2 separate regions of the Homo sapiens genome follow, and region 2 is linked to region 1. The links are chromatin contacts, found by Hi-C or POLR2A ChIA-PET in ENCODE. All regions are on one chromosome and are shown on one strand. Each heading gives the region's core, a stretch centred on a gene start or an enhancer-like site at or near the end of the contact. The rest is flanking DNA. Distances are from core to core; before and after follow the strand shown. Region 1 holds the start of MAP1LC3B (microtubule associated protein 1 light chain 3 beta). Region 2 has its middle 24 kb from the start of ZCCHC14-DT.

What was found. A loop is a pair of places that touch in the nucleus more often than their neighbours do. ChIA-PET counts read pairs that join two places held with the same protein, here RNA polymerase II (POLR2A). Pooled maps may share reads with other maps.
Region 2: a pooled map shows a loop between it and region 1 (2.7-fold over the local background). The contact joins the enhancer-like site here to the promoter of MAP1LC3B in region 1. A Hi-C loop is called at or near these places in 2 of 50 pooled maps. POLR2A ChIA-PET finds 5 or more read pairs at or near these places in 7 of 52 experiments (HEK293, HepG2, K562 and 4 more).

What each region holds. Positions count from the first base shown.
Region 1 is chr16:87,390,812-87,394,200 of GRCh38, reverse strand. It overlaps MAP1LC3B (microtubule associated protein 1 light chain 3 beta), which reads right to left and starts at 1,865. Exons shown (of 4, transcript NM_022818.5): 1 at 1,734-1,865. The coding sequence starts at 1,773. It also overlaps a transcript of FBXO31 not described here. RefSeq lists enhancers at 683-732, 1,949-2,907 and silencers at 1,353-1,482, 1,593-1,762, 1,783-2,432.
Region 2 is chr16:87,516,573-87,519,961 of GRCh38, reverse strand. No RefSeq gene overlaps it. Among named protein-coding and RNA genes, the nearest start is that of ZCCHC14-DT, 24 kb to the right of the region's middle. RefSeq lists an enhancer at 506-1,103. Within about 2 kb of position 1,837, at least 14 of the 41 ENCODE cell types and tissues checked have a DNase peak (open chromatin) inside an H3K27ac peak, as active enhancers do.

The DNA.
Region 1 (3,389 bases), core at 616-3,115:
ATATTTAAAGGGGAGGGGGCAAAATAAAGGTGAGCCAAGGGAAAAAACCCTGAAAATACAGTATATACAAGGTCCATACATCAATGGGAAAAAAATGGGGCATTATTGCTGGTCTACCCTCAGGGCCACTTTTAGGTTCCAGGAAATTCCTTGTTCGGATGTGTTAGTCTCACATTTCCTACCCTTACTACCCACTCTTCGCAGAGACTTTTCCAGAATAACCCAAAAGTACTAAGCAAAAAAGAAAATAACTATAGTTTCTGTTATGAGAAAAAGGGCATCTCTCCTACATAAATGTTCCCAGTTAACTTTTCATTGGTGAAAACAGAAGCCAGGTCTGAGGGGGGCCGCTGGATCGCTTTAGCCCGGGAGGTCGAGGCTGCAGTGGGCTGTGATTGCACCACTGCACTCCAGCCCAGGTGACAGAGTGAGACCCTGTCTCAAAATAAAAAAGAAAAGAAAATCTGTCTTTAATGCTGCTCTCAGGGCTCAATAAGCCTAGACACTACAGTAAAGAGTTCATTAAGGTGACTAACAAGAAAACTACTAACAAAAAAGGCACGTGTAAGTCTTGCTAACCAACGGACTGCCTCAAGAGGCTGTCTGAAAAGATATGCTTGGCAAGCTAAGGTCCATTTTAATTTGCTTAAGTTTCTCAGGCATAAGAAAAAAAATAATGGTCAATGAGACCTGCAAAACTATATCCAAACTCAAATGAATGCTAAACTCTTTCTAGACTCCGGGAAACTAGGCAAAAGCAGACAAACAGCACCACTGTGTGGGCTCCTGACGAGGATGGCGGCAGGCATTCGCAGTCCACCGCGATGAACACGGTGCTTCCCTTCCAAACCGGTGTCTGGAACTTAGGCAACAACAGATACCTGGATCTGCGGCGTTCTCTTGCTCAAGCGGGAAATAATCACTTCGCATCATCTGCGTGGAGTAAATATTGTGATGGTGACACCTGCACGTTTAACCAAATGCCAGCACACCTAAGCTGGGTTTCCAGTCTGAACCGGCAGAAAAGGGATGTATTCGGTATTCCTGGTGCCAAGGTGAGAACGTAATCGCAAACCCAAGAGAAGTCTCCCACCCCAGCTCCTGGGCTACAGACAGGAACTGGCAACACCGCTGTGGGCCGTCCCGGGCGCGGCGAGGCCGGGGCCCAGCACATTCCCCTCCTCTCGACCGAGGCACTGAGGTCTGTAAGAGGCACTCGCACCCGGGCGGGCTCCCTCGACGGGAAAACCAGCCCTGAAGGTGACGCGCTGGGTCCCGGCGCAGCCCCGCTTCAGAGCCGAACGGCCCAGCGCGGCCCCGGGGGCTGTTGGGCCCCAGAAGCGCGACCCTCGCCCGCAGCGCGCTTGCGGGGGCGGCGGTGGCCGGGGTACGGCAGGCACCCCGCCGCGGAGGGCGCGGGGTGATTCAGCAGGCCCGGGGCCCCGAGCGCACCGGCCCCCGCCCGCCCTCCGCCGGCTGCCTCCTCCCAGGCCTCCGAGAGGTCCGCAGGCCGCCCCGGCCCAGACCAGCCCCTGGCCCTCCCGGCTCGGTCCCGGCCTGGGTCCCTCACGGGGCCCCGGGCCCCGCATCCCTCGGCCCCGCCGGCCGGCAGCCACCGGCCCCGCTCGGCCTCCCGGCTCGGCCCCGACCCCTCACGGCGTCCCAGGCCCTGCCGCCCTCCACAGCTCGGACCCCGGCCCCGCCGCACCCGCCGCCCTCGCGGCGACACTCACCGAAGGTGCGGCGCTGCTTGAAGGTCTTCTCCGACGGCATGGTGCAGGGATCTGGGCGGCGGCGGCGGCGACGACGCGAGGGTCCCGGCGGCTCCCGGGGGCGGCGGCTGCTGCGGCGGCGAATCCGACTCTGGCGATAGCCACTTCCCTTGTATCTCCTCAGCCCGCAGCCTGGTCAGGTGACTCGCGACGCGTCACCGAGGGGCGGGGCCAGAGCCGGCCGGGGCCGCCGCCATGACGGGCGTGGCGGAACCCAGCAGCGGCACGCAGCGTGGGGGCGGAGCAGGTGTGTGCGCGTGCGCGATGGGCGAAACGCGCGCTCTGCGCATGCTCCCGGTCGTGCCCCAGCCCCGCCCAGCACCGCTGGGCGCCTGAGGCCCCTGAGGTGACGGTTGTGGGCTGGGCCGCACCCCGGGTCTGTGGGCGCTCGGGAGCCTGCTGCCCGGCCCTGAGGAGATGGCAGCGCGGGGCGGGGGAGGCTGAGCCACAGGCGGGGTGTCCCGGGGCACTCTTGAGGGAGGGGTCAGAGGAAGGGACATGGGGCAAATCCGACCATCCTTTCCCCTCCAGAGAGACTTGGTGGTGCTGCCCGAGACGCCGGCACCCGGGGCTGAGGCGCGCAGGGCAGGCCGCGCCGTCTCCGGGAGGCAGGGTCGCCGCTCGCCCGTGGAGCCCTGGCCCCCTCTGCGTGCAGGGGCGCGCGTGGTCCGTGGGTGGCTTCCGGGGAGTGGCCGCTGGTGACCTCCGCCCGCGGTCACTCGACGCCCAGCCTTGGCGCGTTTGCGCAACTGCTTTTGTCCCGAGCCTTCATTCTGGGCGCAGTCCCCTCTCCCAGTCCCCCTGCCGCGGCGCCTGGAACTCTCCTGGTGGCTGTAAGATTTTCCTACCGTTAGGTCGTCTGTGGCGACTGCCAGGCCTGCCCCACATCGCTAGCCGCCCTGTCTACCCCTCAGCCTCCCAGCCACTAAACTCGCTGGACAACCTTACGCTAGTGACAGTTTTTGAGTCTCAGACTCATCTGTGAAAGGGCAGTCATATTTGAGGACTCCAAATGGGCTGCAGTGCGTAAACCACCATGCGATATTTGGTTGCTATTGCCCACCTCAGCCTGTGGCCAATGTGTCTCTGTAGGAACAGCACTAGATTCTTTGGGGTTTTTTTGAGACAGGGTCTTGCTCTGTTGCCCAGCCTGGAATGCAGTGGCACGATCATAGCTCGCGGCGGCCTCGGTCGCCTGGGCTCAAGGGATCCTCCTGCCTCAGCCTCCCGAGAAGCTGGGAGTAGAGCCGGGATCTCGCTGTGTTGCCCGGGCTGGTCTTGAACTCCTGGCCTCAAGCAACCCTCCCGCCTCGGCCTCCTTAAGAGTTGGGATTACAGGCGTGAGCCACTGCTCCCGGCTATTTGGCTGTTTTTGTTCTTTAACATCTAATACTTTGAAAGAGCCCCATAGTTCCAGGATTTCTCCTTTTGACTTTGTAAAAGCCTTTCTTCTATCCCAATTGGATAAAGTAATTGGATTAGGCTAATACACTCTACACTGTAAGCTTGAATCATACAAAACATGAAAATAGCGGGGGGCGGTGGCTCCAAGCCTGTAAACCCAGCTCTCAGGGAGGCAGAGGCTGGGAGGATCGCTTGAGCCCAGGAGTTTGAGAC
Region 2 (3,389 bases), core at 588-3,087, 130 kb before region 1:
ACAAAAAATTAGCCAGGCGTGGTGGTGGGCACCTGTAATCCCGGCTGCTTGGGAGGCTGAGGCAGGAGAATTGCTTGAACCTGGGAGGCAGAGGTTGCAGTGAGCTGAGATTGCGCCATTGCACTCCAGCCTGGGCAACAAGAGTGAAACTCCATCTCAAAAAAATATATATATACATATATTTATATATATTTTATAATATATAATATATATTATTTTTCCTGTAAGTGATTCAGGTCGAATTTCTGTCATTGGCAGCCAAAAGAGTCCTGAGCTCACTAAGGGGCTCAACTGAGCCAGGACAGGATACTCTGGGACTTCTAGCAGCACAGAGCACTAGCTGGTGCTTGGAAATGATGTTTCCTCTGCTCTTGGCTAGCTGGAATCCCCAGGCCAGCATCCCCAAGATGAAATGTGCCCCTCCCTTTAGAAGGCAAGAATTGATGACAGTGAGTTTTTTGTTTGGTTTGGTTTGAAGTAGCCCAAATGTCCCCTTCCTGCCACGAGGGCAATGCAGCTTCTATCTTACAGCATCTGGGAGGAGCCATTTTTATGGCCTGGATCACTGAGACAGGAAGAGGGAGAGCAAACCGGGGGTTGGCACATTCCTCCCAGCTGGGTCCGGGGAATGTGGCTATTAGGAGAAGGACAGCCACCACAGCAGGCCCCTGTGATGAACCACACCTCCACTTTTGCACACCTGATTCCTGGCTGTCAAACCCTGCAAAGAAGGTCTTATCCCCATTTTACAAAGGAGGAAACTGAGGCAGAGAGAAGGGATGCAACTCGCCCAAGATCTATAGCTGGGAAGTTGTGACACCAGGCATTGGATTTCTGACTGCAGAGCGTGAATTCTCTCATGCCACGTTCACGGAGATAGGAGGGACACGGGGGAAGGGCGTTCAGGGCGAGGTGGACGGAGGCTTGGCATTGTGCAGCGATGGGGCAGCTGGCGTGTCTGCTGTGGCCGCAGCAAAGAGAGGAGGGCCTGGGTGTGGAGTGGACACTGACCAGGCGGCCTTGCTCCGCTCAGATAAATGAGGTTTGGCATCCTGCCGGGCCATTCTTTGGTGGCCTCTGTGTAAGCTGAGGCCTGGCTGTCCTGAGCCTGGCTTCTGGCTGCTGGTGAGTGGCTGTGGACCGTCTCCCGCTTGCCAGCATCGCCTTTGGTGCTTGGCTGGGTAGACAGAAATGAGTCACACTCCCCAGTCCTGCCCAAGCTCTCCCTGCCTCTGACCGGGGCACAGGCTGCCCGGTGTAATCCAAAATAAGCAATGTGTGGCCCCAGGGGTTGGGATGGGCAGGGAGGAAGCCCCATTAGGCATTCCTGTGAGGACAGCGTCCCTGAGCTGGGAGGACCCCGGCAGCTTTAGGCTGGTCAGAGGACGGCATCCGTCAGAGGTCTGAGTTCGGAGATTGTCCGTGCCTCCAATTAGCCACGTCGCCCTGAGCAAGTCCCCTCTGTAGCATGGAGCAAATTGATCCCGGAAGAACCTCCCAGCCAGAGGCTGCTTGTTAGTCCCCATCTTTCAGGCCCCCAACGCTGTTTCACTCCGGCCTTCCTGTGGGCTGGCTCTCATCTTACCTCTCCACTCTGTAGCTAGCTCAGGTCCTACCGGTAAACCCTTGCCTCCAGCCCCAACATGGTTAGCAAGAGCCAGGTTCTCTTGCTTGCAACCCCAAAACCCTAGCTGGAGAAGCAACTGAGGCATGTTCCGTGTCACTCCACCCGTCCCACTGCCCATGTAACCGCCAGCATCCCGAAGGGGCCCAGCGTGCTCAGCCTTGCATTGCACACAGCGTGTTCTGCCTAGTCCCATGGCGGCTCAGAGCCCACCCCAGGCCGGAGCCAGGCTGAAGGAATCCATGCTGGCGGCACGGATCCAGCACGGGAAGTGTCGCGAGAAACGCTCTGCAGAGCCTGAGCGGGGAGCTTTCCAGAAGTGGGGTGCGGCCACATGTGTCAGAGCTGCTGGGGAGTGCCAGGCAGGATGTGATTAATGTCGGCCGTGGGTGTGACAGCCAGCCAGCCCTCAGCCTCATTGTCAGAGTGGCTCGAACGCAGCCCCCTTTCCTCTCCCCACCCCTGCTCGCAGCACCCACCCCTGCTATGTGTGGCATCCCCTCTCCTCCCTCCAAGTGTACTGATCCACGGTGCCAGTCACTTAAAAATAGCATCCTACCCGAAACGTAGGCATGAGACGGAACTCCAGAAAAGGAGACAGCACCCCTCTTGTGCCTTGGAGCACGCAGATTCTTGAGCAATCTGTCCCTGGCGCTGACAAGGAGGGCCTCTCGCCGGCGCCTTCTGTTCCACTGGGGAAGGGAAAGCCCGTGTTGTAAGTCCCCCCATCTAAAGCCGGCATCTCAGCTCCACAGGGCTGGTGTGCTGGGCCACAGGGCTGCCCAACCAGGGTCACTCTCTCCCTGCCCAGGGGCTGGCCTGAGAACCATACCCTCGCCCTTCCTCACCCTCTCTGCTTCCCGCTGGGGGAGCCCTGGCATGAGATGTGAGAGAGGGCGGGGAGGGAGGCTGGGGTACTTATCCCCTATCTTTCTCCCTACAAGGCCAGCACAGGCTGGCCATGACCTTGACAGAAAATCTCAGGTCCCTCCACCTTCCACCCCGCCTCCATCCCTCAGGGCGCGTTGGCCCATCGAATTGCGTTCCCTGCAGACTCTATTGTGCGGCATGGTGGGTAATAGTGAAAAAAAAAACCGAAGGAGCCAAAATGTCCAAAAATAGAGGTCAATTGAGCTAATGACAACACTGGCACTGAGGAATCCTTTGTGGAAATTAAGAAGGATCTTTTAGGCTGCTGTGTTTCTTTGAATCTGAGAAGCCATCATTTGTTATTTGTATTACCAGTGTCATCATAACCCCCATTTTTGGGGGGAAAAAGAAGAAATAGCTGGCACATTTCTTTCGACATTGATTCTAAAACACATCCTTACTTCGAAACATTACAAAGTGAAAAAATATGCAATATGGTAAAATGTAATGATTTGGAGAATGTGTTCTCCATGTATTTTTAAGTTTTAAAAAAGTGGGTTAAGATACATTATGCCTGGTATTAAGAAAAAACTAACATGTCTATACATACATAAACTATCCTCATTCAACAATGACCAGATCCTATGAAATATACATGCATACACACCCACAGGAAAAAACCAGGAAGGACAGCTAACAAAAGGCCAGCGGCGCGGATTGCCGGGCCATGGGGCTACATGCACTTTTAGTTTTCTTCTTTGTATTTTTCTATTTCCGATTTTCTGATTTTATAAGTAGACAACTAAAATAATAATCGCTACCACTGATTATCTCCTTTCCACCTATCAGCACTTAACCTGTGCTGAACGCTTTGTAATGACGATCTCATTCATGT